Regions from separate parts of the Mus musculus genome. Here region 1 is linked to region 2. A link is a loop called in an ENCODE intact Hi-C map of the cell type or tissue named here. Cell type or tissue: left cerebral cortex. All regions are shown on one strand. Links, peaks and the distances in the headings refer to the core of each region. The heading gives the core; the rest is flanking DNA. Region 1 overlaps Ralgapa2 (Ral GTPase activating protein, alpha subunit 2 (catalytic)). Region 2 overlaps Cfap61 (cilia and flagella associated protein 61).

Evidence for each region. Hi-C counts contacts between places; a loop is a spot of excess contacts. Peaks named below come from ENCODE experiments on the same cell type or tissue, not always from the same donor. Only the 100,000 strongest peaks of a DNase experiment are listed, where the experiment ranks them.
Region 1: it touches region 2 in a loop (6-fold over the local background); 16 of 42 quality-filtered maps call a loop at or near these places.

The regions. Positions count from the first base shown.
Region 1 is chr2:146,412,037-146,417,409 of GRCm38, reverse strand. Ralgapa2 (Ral GTPase activating protein, alpha subunit 2 (catalytic)) reads left to right here. Exons shown (of 41, transcript NM_001033348.3): 17 at 4,542-4,676; 18 at 5,251-5,364. Among named protein-coding and RNA genes, the nearest start is that of Ralgapa2, 97 kb to the left of the region's middle. In left cerebral cortex, for the core only: CTCF peaks have their summits at 2,181 (motif pointing right) and 2,746 (motif pointing left); DNase peaks (open chromatin) are centred at 2,207 and 2,545; H3K27ac peaks cover 270 bases.
Region 2 is chr2:146,212,275-146,217,647 of GRCm38, reverse strand. Cfap61 (cilia and flagella associated protein 61) reads right to left here. Exons shown (of 27, transcript NM_001369121.1): 27 at 2,616-3,053. The coding sequence ends at 2,853. Among named protein-coding and RNA genes, the nearest start is that of Insm1, 7.0 kb to the left of the region's middle. In left cerebral cortex, for the core only: a CTCF peak has its summit at 2,723 (motif pointing left); DNase peaks (open chromatin) are centred at 1,060, 1,517, 1,857, 2,733 and 2 more places.

The DNA.
Region 1 (5,373 bases), core at 105-5,104, 200 kb before region 2:
AGGTGAGTGGCTGCTGAGCAGTAAATGCTTGCGGATCAGCTTGTCCAGGAAAGGCATCTTCTTAGAGGTGATGAATGAGGCATTGGAAAGAATTTGCTAGGTATTTGGCTAATTGACACCAAAAAGAAATCTTTAATGTAAAAAGTTTTATTTCTTTCTCTATTTTATTTCCGTACTGTTACATTTAAGTTTTTTTTACTTGTTTTTCTGGAATATGTTCTCAGAAAAAAAAAATTCTTCCTATTAATATCTCTTCATTTGTAAAAGTTTTGTTCTTATTCAGAGTTATATTTTCATTCACTCAAATTCTTCGTGTGTGTGTGTGTGTGTGTGTGTGTGTGTGTACATGGCACCAGCAGAAATTGAGTGACTTTCTGCAGTGACTCTCAACTAGGAATGATTTGGCAACATCTGGAGACATTTTTGGTTGTCTGGTAGGTAGAAGCCAGAGATCCTACTCAATATCCTCACTGGAAGCAGCCTAGACCAGAAGATGGTCAGACCTAAGGATCTATTGTGCAGATGGGCAAATAGCCCTGTAAAGTGGAGCAGGCTGGAGCAGGTCTGTGTCTCCCTATCTCTGCCATCTTCACTGATTTTATAGCAGGGTGACTTTAAGGACAAACTGCTACTGCCATTTGATGTGACAGGTACAGTAATGAGTGCCTTCTCAGTCTGACTCCAGGTGTGCTTTATTAGTTAGTGTGATACCATTGTCCTTTGTGACTGTCCCGTGAGTAGACTAGGCTGAGAGAAGTGAGTAGCCATTCTACTTGGCTGGTAATTTGCAGCATGGTTTGTGTTCTGATGTACCTCTGAGTGGATGGCGATCTACTGCTAAGCTGCAGCTAAATGATAAGTAAGTCATTTCAGTTCTCCTTCTTGCTGGCTACAAGTTGAGGTTTTTTGTTTTTTGCTTTTCTTTTAGTTTCACTGTGTCAGTGGTTGCTAGTTTTGTTTTTATTATGGCAGAAGTCTTTGTTTTGGTTTCTAATCTGTGTGAGTCAACCCACCAGAATTGTAATAATAGAAGCAATGGTAGTAGATCTGGAGGTGTGGGAAGCAAATGGTGTTTAAATTTGGGGAGAGTCAAAATGACCCACTTCCATTAATATGAGTAGGGAGAAATCTGTGCACCTTGGGAGTAGTTGTGACAGCTGGGGAGTCCCCTCTCTTTTTCTTGAAAACAGTCCCTCCCGCTTGTCTTGCAGTGTTACTTTTTTCTCTGTTGGGACATTTATCAGTCTGTAGCATTTGCATGCTATGCAAGGGTAGATTTTTCTTTTTTCTTTTGGGAATGTTGTAATGGTTATAACTAGCAGATAGACTGTCTTCCTTTATCCCAGTATATGGGACCTAAGGGGAGGCCTTGCTGAGCTGCCTCTCTGTCTTTCCACAAGCTCCATGGAAGTTCTTCCAGTTAGGACCTGGACTAACTTACTCTCAGGAAGCAGGACCTTGTGGACATGGAGAGTGCTAAATGGAAAGCATCTCCTGGGCTTTTGTGAGATCAAGTTGGTATCACCAGTGGTATTTTTTAAACTAGGACCTTACATTCTAATTGTGCTTGTGCATCCTTGCATGAGGGATAAATGGAACATAGAATTTTTGCTTATTTAATAAGATGAAATAAGGAAGTCTGTAATTAAAGAGTGAATGAAAAGTAGACAGACATCTGGAGAAAATAGAAGTTAGCTGCAGAACATACACATTTACTTCAGTCATGCTGACTCTTCTCAGTGGGGGTAAAAGCCACGAATCCTTATGATCATTTTGCTGATGGTTTTAGTGGAGCTTTAGAAAACAGTGGGTTAGGAATGGTGTTGAGAAACTACATCCTCAAGAGACAGGAAAGTTAGTGCTTTTGATCGAGTGTTATTAGACTTCACAGAGGATAAATGAACTGAGTCTGAGGCAGAATTCTGTTCTTCAAAGTGATTTAAACAAAAATTGTGTGACATTTAAAACAGGATGCATCAAATCTAAATTTATTGCACAATTGTTTTGTAACTCAGATGTCATTTTTTTTGTTTGTTTGAAAGGAAATCCTGTGTCTTTACATTTTACATCAGTAGGAAAATCATTTTCATTAGTTAAAAAAAAAAAAGCCACTCAGATGGACACAGTAGAATGGGAGCAGCCTCAGCCCAACATGAACTTTCTTCAACAACATCGTGCCAGCAGAGGGAGCCCGAGACCCATTAGGAAGGAAAAGGTGTTAAACCATCATTCTCCTGTCCCTTGTATAGAGCTCTCGCTGAATACAGTGTAACACACAGCAAGGAATGTGGCTGTTCCTTTCCTTCCGCTTCTCTCGCCCATTCTTCCATTCCTGCCATTTCCAGTTCTTTCTGCAGGCTTGGATTTTCTCCATCTGAGAAGTCCCTCTTAACAGTTTTGCAAAAACAAAGCCTTAAAAGATGTATTAGGCCTGCCTTTTGGGAAGGCAGACAGCTGGTGGTAGCAGGCTCTGTGTCCTCCGTCTGCTGTGCTGAGGACCAGTGGGGACACTCTAATTTGGAAGCCATGGTGCTGTGGCTGTGTTGCATCCCACCAGATGGCGATGTTCTTTATCTTTACAAAGATGCTGCCAGAGTTGGCTCAGTTCTTATTTACTTCTGCTCAGAACTCAGAAACTGGCATCCACCAGTATTTGGCACCAGGCTTCAGAGAAAAGAAAAAAAACCCTCTCTTCCCTCTGTCCACAATTATTTTTGGCCAATTATTTTTCAGGAAGTTTGGAAGCTCTTGGGCTCCCTCTACTGATACAGGAATGACAAATAGAGTAGTATCATTTCACCATCTTGTGATATAGAGTAAGAAGATAACCGGAAGGCCTGGCCCTAGAGTGTAGGGACCTGGGGCTAAATATTCTAGCAGACCTGTGAAAAGAGCCTAGTCTTTGCTTTGTATGGGTAGACTGCAGTGTGTGCATAAGCCTTGTGTGACTTCTATGGAAAAATACTCAAGAGAAGGCAAAGATGACCTGAGAAAGATGAGACTGCCCCTTCATGCCATATTGGCCTGTCTTTTTTCTCAGGTTCCCATTATCATCCATCTTTAAACTATGGTCTAGTTGGAACTTTGATTCATAATGACGACTCACACAAAGCTCATAGTTTTGAGGCCTTGTAATGTACTAGTGTAGTAGAAAATGGAATTTTCATTTGGGTAGAAAAAAGCAGAGCAGCAATCATTTGTGGAAATCTCAGAGTCATCCTGTGTTCACACATCTCCTCGGCTGGAGTGAACCTTTACTGTGGCTTATATGCAGGTGGGAGGACTTCACATGGGGTGAGCATCACCCATTGGCAGTGACTCTCCATTTCAGCTGAGCAACCAGGTGACATAGTCAGTGTAGCTAATACAGACAGAGCTTGGGAGCTCTCTGTTTAAAATGTAGTAAGGCTCTAACTGATTTATTTTTTTCATTTTTGGAAAACATGGTGACATGGGATATGAAGTTGTTTTTTTCTACCTCATCAGTGAGTTTGGAGCTGAGCAGTGGCTTTGCATGCAGGATGTAGAACAAGAGGTATACATGCTTGGGGCAGCATGGGCATGACAGGCAGAGAACAGGGCTGAGATTAGCAGAGGGGAGTGTGGAGCAGGAGGAAGAAGGAAGCAGGTGCCAAGAGGATCAGTGTTGCTGAGGCTACAGAGAGTGGGAACTCCTGCACTGTGAGTAGGGATCGGTATGTGAGGTAGGGGTGACACAGTGCAGGTGAGCACAGAGTTGAGTGATGGTAGACAGTCACACCTTCATTAAAATGAGGGGCCTCTCTGACAGCCATGTAGAAAATAGCAAACAGAAGGAGCCAGTGACTAGTTATCAGACTACTCAAATGACCTAGGCAGAAGGTGATACAATCCTGGGGCTGGGAGTGGAAGGGGAGGGGGTAGGGTTCCATGACTGGTTCTAAAAGATTCAAATGAACTGTGCACTTTAGAAATGGCTACAAGGGGACCCATTCTCCAAGGGAGTAGAGGATGTAAAGTATTAGCAAGGTTATCTAATGTTGAGTGCTCATCTTTGGCTTTCCACTTTATACCATGTAGATGATGTTTGTGCTTAGTGACTAGTTCAGCTTTGTACATTGTAATCTGAGTATTAACTAGCACTTTACTTTGCACATTGTACATTATCTATTAGAAGAGCTGGTCCAGTTGGGATTCCTGTTTCCTTTCATCTTAGTTTAGTGTTGTGCTCTCCTCAAGTATTACTTATTTATCTATGCACTTCCTACACGGCTGAGTCTTTCCTTCCTGCTGGGAGATTTCAAATGACTCAGAGTTATCATTTTCTCTTGCTCCCTTCCTTCACCTGGAAAACAAAAGGTTAACTAGAATTAAGAAAAACTCCCTCACGGCGTGGAGTGTTACTGATAAGGAGCAGGAAGTTGGATGATGTGCACGCAGATCACCTTACGGTCTAGTTTCTAAAGAGAAATCTGAAACTTAGGGTTTGAAATCAGTTAAGTGTGAAATGGTCTGGATAGTCTCCACCCCCAGTCCTGGGTGTTTTGTGTTAATGCTTTCAGAAGTGGAGGAGTTCCAGCAGGCAGAGAGCACCGCCGCAGCCGACTGTGACTATCTTGTGGTAGGACAGCAGCAGGTGCCCCGGAGCAGCAGCACCTCTGACATCACTGAGCGCTTGTACTCAGACTCCTCTCAAGGTATGTATGTGGAAGCTTCGGTTGCTTGCTTAACTGGTGGATTAATTGTGAGGACAGGGTCTCCCTCTTTTTCTGTGGCAGGCCCAAGACTCAGTTTGTTGACTAGGCTGACCTCGAACTTGCAGGTCCCTCCTGTCTCTGCCTCCCAAGTACAGAGACTAATTGTGACTGAGTCCTCAGTTATTAGTACAAAGCCATAGGTTTTGTCTTGGGATGGGGATAAGCAGCAGGTAGTATTGCTTATTACATTTATTCTAAATGAGACAGAGAGAGAGAGAGAGAGAGAGAGAGAGAGAGAAGGGGAGGGAGGGAGGGAGGGAGGGAGGAAGGAAGGAAGGAAGGAAGGAAAGGAAGGAAGGAAGGAAGGAAGGAAGGAAGGAAGGTAGGTAGGTAGGTAGTAGGTGTATGTGTTGCTAGTGTGTATATGTGCGAGTCTGGAGTCCAAAGGTTGACTTGTGTTATCTTTCCTTGATGACTTCCATCGTATTCATTTATTTAGAGGTGAAACGTTTTGCTGATCTTTGAAAGCTTACCAGTGAGCTCTAAAGAAGCTCTTGTCTCTGCCCTGCCCCAGGTTACAGCCCCATGTTGCCTCATCCTGCTTTTTCCACGACTTCTGGGGATCAGAGCTCTGGTCCTCATGCTTGCACAGCTGGCCCTTTACCTTTGAGCCGTCTCCCCAGTGCAGGTATTTACC
Region 2 (5,373 bases), core at 236-5,235:
CACTGTCCTTCCTCCATCCACAGTCTTCCTCTGTCCCCTCCTCCTCCTCTACCCTCTTCCACTCTTCTCTTTTCCCCACCCTCGATCTTCCCCCACTCCTTGCTCCTCCACCCCCACCCCCAAACAGGCCAACGTGTGTTATTTTATTTGTCTAGAGAGAGCCTATTTGTTCAGTGATGTGTGGCCTCCTGGTCGCCTGCTTTAATGGGGGACGCGGAGGCTGGGTTTCTGTGAACATTAGCATACAGCTGCCGGGCTCCCGCCCCGGCCCCGCGCTTACTTTATGCCGGCCTTATCTTCACTTCTCTCAGCCAGAAAACAATCAACAGCTCCTCACACACGCGACTTTCCAGCCCTGGCCTGGCCCTGCTAAGACAGGCTCACCCAATTGCATTCTGTCTTCTCCCTCTCCTCTCTCTCTCTCCCTCTCCCTCTCCCTCTCCCTCTCCCTCTCCCTCTCCCTCTCCCTCTCCCTCTCCCTCTCCCTCTCCCTCTCCCTCTCCCTCTCCCTCTCCCTCTCTCTCTCCCTCCCTCCCTCCCTCCCTCCCTTTCTCCCCCCTTTAAGGGTAAATATTGATTGCCTGATTTTAATCCTCCAAACATATTCTCTCTCTCTCTCTCTCTCTCTCTCTCTCTCTCTCTCTCTCTCTCTCTCTCTCTCTCTCTCTCTCTCTCTCTCTCTCTCCTGTGATATTTGAGTGCGATAAAACCAAAAGGAAGGAGCCATCTGTGGCAAGGAGGAAGCTACATTTCTTATTTAAGAACTGACATCTGCGAGAAAAACATTAGAGGCATCTGTGAAGCAGTGTTTGGAAATTTAACTTTGGCGTTCCGCTTCACAATATTCTTTGGTTACAAACAATAGAATCCCCAGATCAGGTGAGGACCCTGAGATGTTCCCTTTGCATCTTTAGTGTGAGCTCTATCATCCAGAGTCCTTCCTGTGCCAGTTTCAGGCTGTGAGGGCTTCGTTTCTTAGGAAACTTGTTCTTAACGACTGCACATATATTCGAAACCCCCCTAGATTCAGGAACTTGCTTTCTAAGAGCGGGACAAGGCTTGAAATGTCACCTGACACCCTCTGTAGGCCACGATATGCTTCAGATATTCTCACACCTGTTGTGATGCCCACAGCTACCTTTTTAAAGGCAGCAAAGAAAACACTGCAGTTAGCAGATTTATGCAGGGACTTGCTGTTAAGGTTAATGTAGTCCTCTGGGGTCACTTTTGTGTAACTAGAGGCTTTATCATGGTAATAGTTGCTCACAAAAGTCATAACTGTTAAACCAGCTCCCTGACTTTGTTCTGTAACCTCTAGCCCAGCGTCCCAGGGCCTGGCACCCAAATGCTCTACATTTGCTGATGAGTTTGACCCAGGACGTCTCAGGAAAGGGACAAGGGAAGGAAGAGTGTCTGGTGCCTGAGCTGACACCCCTGAAATATGTGCTGGGTGTGAATTCTGAAGCATGGGCCAGCAGCGATTGGTTGGGCCGCATTCAAGTGCTAGTCTGTAGCAGCTGGGCCACCGCTGCCCTCCCATCACAGTCCCACGTTTGTGTAAAGCCCATGTGTAAAGGCACGAGTGACATTGACTTGCTTTTATCTGGTGCAGAAAAGACAGTGTCCTGGAACAAGTTTGTTGTGAGAAATGTCAAACAACCTGGTTGCTCTAAGTGCTCAGAAAGCTTGTGGCAGAGCGCGTAGACTTCTGGTTCCCCACCTCCCTGCCCACTTTGCCTTGTGGGGTGGGTGGGTGGGGGGTGCTGGGAGAATCTTGCCTTTGTGTGGGTGAGTGGGAAGGTGGGGGTGATAAAACCCATACTTGTGTTCATAAAAAACAATTTCAAGCCCTACTGTGGGTCGGTTGTGCCGCACTGCTTCTGTTTGTGCCTGAGTCCATATGCTTTGGGGGTGGGCAATTAAAACTTGCTTTAATTAGAAGAGAAAAGAAGGCTCCTTCCTTCCTTCCTTCCTTCCTTCCTTCCTTTCTTTTTTTTTTTTTTTCTTCTTTCTTCTTTAGATGGTTTCACTTTGCAGCCCAGACTGGCCTCAGACTCACTATATAATATAGATCACTGCTTTTGAATTCATAGCGATCCTTCTGTCTCCGCTCTGCTAGGGCTGAAGGAAAGGGAAAATGTCTGGTCTACACTGGGCATTTGAGGAACCAGTCCTGCCCTACCTCACTCCTCCAGAGAGCAGTGTCAAACAATATGAACTAGAGTAATGTCCCTCTTCATTTCAGAATTTGAGATCTGTATATTAATTTCCTGGTCTTCTATTTTTTTCTTAGCCTTTGTGTTCATGGTCAGCAAAATGAATACAAACAAACAAACAAACAAACAGGAAGGCTCTGAAAGTAGCCTCCTTGGTTTCAAAAGGTCAGGTAGGTTCCACCTGCTCCTCCTGAAGGGGGATTACAGATTTAATTTCTCCTTCTCTGTTTACCAATTTCCCATTCTGGCACATAATTTTCTTTTTATATCACCCACTATTAATCGGCACACATAGGGTTAATGGAACTGGCAGCAGAACATTCCGGGAAATCGAACAGAATCACACACAAGGTTAAAACAAAAACAAAAACAACAACAACAACAAAACAAAACAAGTTTTGCTTTGTAGGAGCTCTTTTTATCGCTAGAGTGGCTTATTCTGCTCTGAACATGCCTGTTTGTAAAGTTCCCTGGCTTAGCAGGGCCACACAGCCTAGCGCCACCTACTGGAATACACGGAAAACACGGGAGGAAAAAAGGGTATAATAGTGGGGGATGGGGGTTGGGGTGTTCTGTCAGCACTTGGCTGACAGAGAGTGGAAGTGATGCCAGCGGGGGGTGGGGCGCTGGCTACAGCTAAATGATGCCTGGCCATGCGTACATGGGCAGGTGGTACTGGTTGTAATGAAGGTAATCTAGGATGCTCTTCTCCAGCAGGCTTTTGTAGATGGAATCCTCAAAAACCCTTTGGAGGTATTTCTGGGGCTTCTCATTCAGGTTTATTTCTTCCTCCTCTAACCGGTAGGCTATCTCCTCCATGGTAGGCTTGTCTTCCTCCTGTGAATGCAGTTAAGAGACCAGAGTCAGAACTTCCTGCCACTCACTGTGGGGCAGAGGCAGCTCCCCAAGGGAGCTTTGTCTAGCTTTGTAGAAATTCTTCATAAAGGTGATGTCTTAGTCAGGGTTTCTATTCCTGCACAAACATCACGACCAAGAAGCAAGTTGGGGAGGAAAGGGTTTATTCAGCTTACACTTCCACATTGCTGTTGATCACCAAAGGAAGTCAGGACTGGAACTCAAGCAGGTCAGGAGGCAGGAGCTGATGCAAAGGCCATGGAGGGATGTTCCTTATTGGCTTGCTTCCCCTGGCTTGCTCAGCTTGCTCTCTTATAGAACCCAAGACTTCCAGCCCAGGGATGGTCCCACCCACAAGGGGCCCTCCCCCATTTATGACTATAAATGGGTTCTATTTGATCATCATGGAACAGTGAACTGGATCTTACAGCTGGATCTCATGGAGGCATTTTTCTCAACTGAAGCTCCTTTCCCTGTGATAACTCCAGCCTGTGTCAAGTTGGCATACAAAACCAGCCAGAGCAGGTGACAAAACACACACACTGCACAGTTATTCTTATCATTTCCAGTGGACAGTTAAGTACACTCACAGTGTTGCGCAACTGTCATCCCATCATCCACCTGTCTTCAGAGTTTGCATCGCAGATCACAGAAACTGTCTCTGCCAACAGGAATACACAGTCCTGAGCCCCGTCCACCCCCAGTCCCTGGCTCCTTCCTGGGGCAACTCAAGCAACTGCAGCCACACACTGTTTATGTTTTCCTGTAAGAATTCTATTTATCAGGTAGCCTGATTTTACCAAGGATAGTAATTATAAGTCCATTATGTTTGTTTGTTTTTCAGATAAAAATTATCTGCTTGCTTTAACATTTGGTCAAGAAACCTTCTAGGTGGTTTATTGCCTTGGATCTTGGCCAAGGGGTAGAGTTTAAGAACCTCAGACATTCTCAGCCCAAATTCTTATTAACATCCTTAAACACAGGACTCAGCAAGAATGAAGTAATTTGAGACTACACCTAATCCACAAAGTGTAGAGGTTTCTTACACATAGCAGGTGGTGAAGGTGCACGCCTTTAATCCCAGCACTTGGGAAGCAGAGGCAGGCACTTGTCTGCGAGTTTGAGGCCATCCTGGTCTACAGAACAAGTTCCAGGACAACCAAGGCTACACAGAGAAATCCTGTCTAAAAAAACCCAACCCAAATCAAACCAAACCAAAACACCGTTTGTTCCCAAACACACAAGTTGAAAACTGCACACACCTCCCCTGCACACCACTCAAATTCCCAGAGTGGTCCCTGCTGTGGGGTTTTGCCCATCTATAGCAGGTTTGTGACTAAGGATTTTGAGCTGGTGTGCTCTTGCCAGCACGGTGACAGTGACTACTGATCCCTCAAACCAAAGTCACAGTGTATTTACACCGACTTCCAAATAGAAATAATCATAATCATAATAATTAATAGTAATAGTTATTTGTGAGGTCCTACTGTACCATCACAGATGGAGGGCTCACACTGAGTGGAGGGACGTTATCACCTGGCTGTTTAAGCAAGACAGGACCAGGTTGGGGAGATTATAAACACAGAGTTTAGAACAGTCGGGGCAAGGCACAGAAACTGAGACTGAACGCTGAACAGTGGGTTGGGGAGAGGCAACGGATGCTCGGACCTAAGAGACGGAGCCGGAAGCATTAAGGTGCCTGCACAGCCCGTGGATATAATCTGTTGTCTACATGAAGCTGGCTCTTTCTTCAGTTGTTCTGGGGGGGGGGAGCTTCTATTTGATCATCATGGAACACTGAACTGACAGAAAGTGGGGCTTGTTACTGCACAAGGCTGCTCTACAGTGGGGAGGGCCGTAGCACCTGTGGTCTTTTCCCCTCACCCTCTGCGTACCTGCCTCAGGCTCATCTCAAAGTGTTCCATGTCCTGTGTAACCTATTGTGTCTGGCTTCTTTCACTTAGCATAATGTCTTGGCTTTTTCTAGTCTTCTGAACATTCCCTTGTTTTTAAATTTTATTTTTAACTCACGACAAGTGTATATTCATGGGGCACCGTGTGATGTTATGATGCACATATGCACTATGAGATGCAGAGGCCACGTGGCATATCCAACGCCATCTACACTCACCACCTCTGTGCTGAGAACATTTAAAACCCACCCTCATGACAAACTTGAAACAACTGGGCATTTCTATCAGTGTCAGTTACCAGGCTGTATGATAGGTGACTAAAACTTACTCCTGTCAAGACAACATGCCTCTTTTCCCCATTCCCCCCGCCTAGCCAGCTGTCTACAACA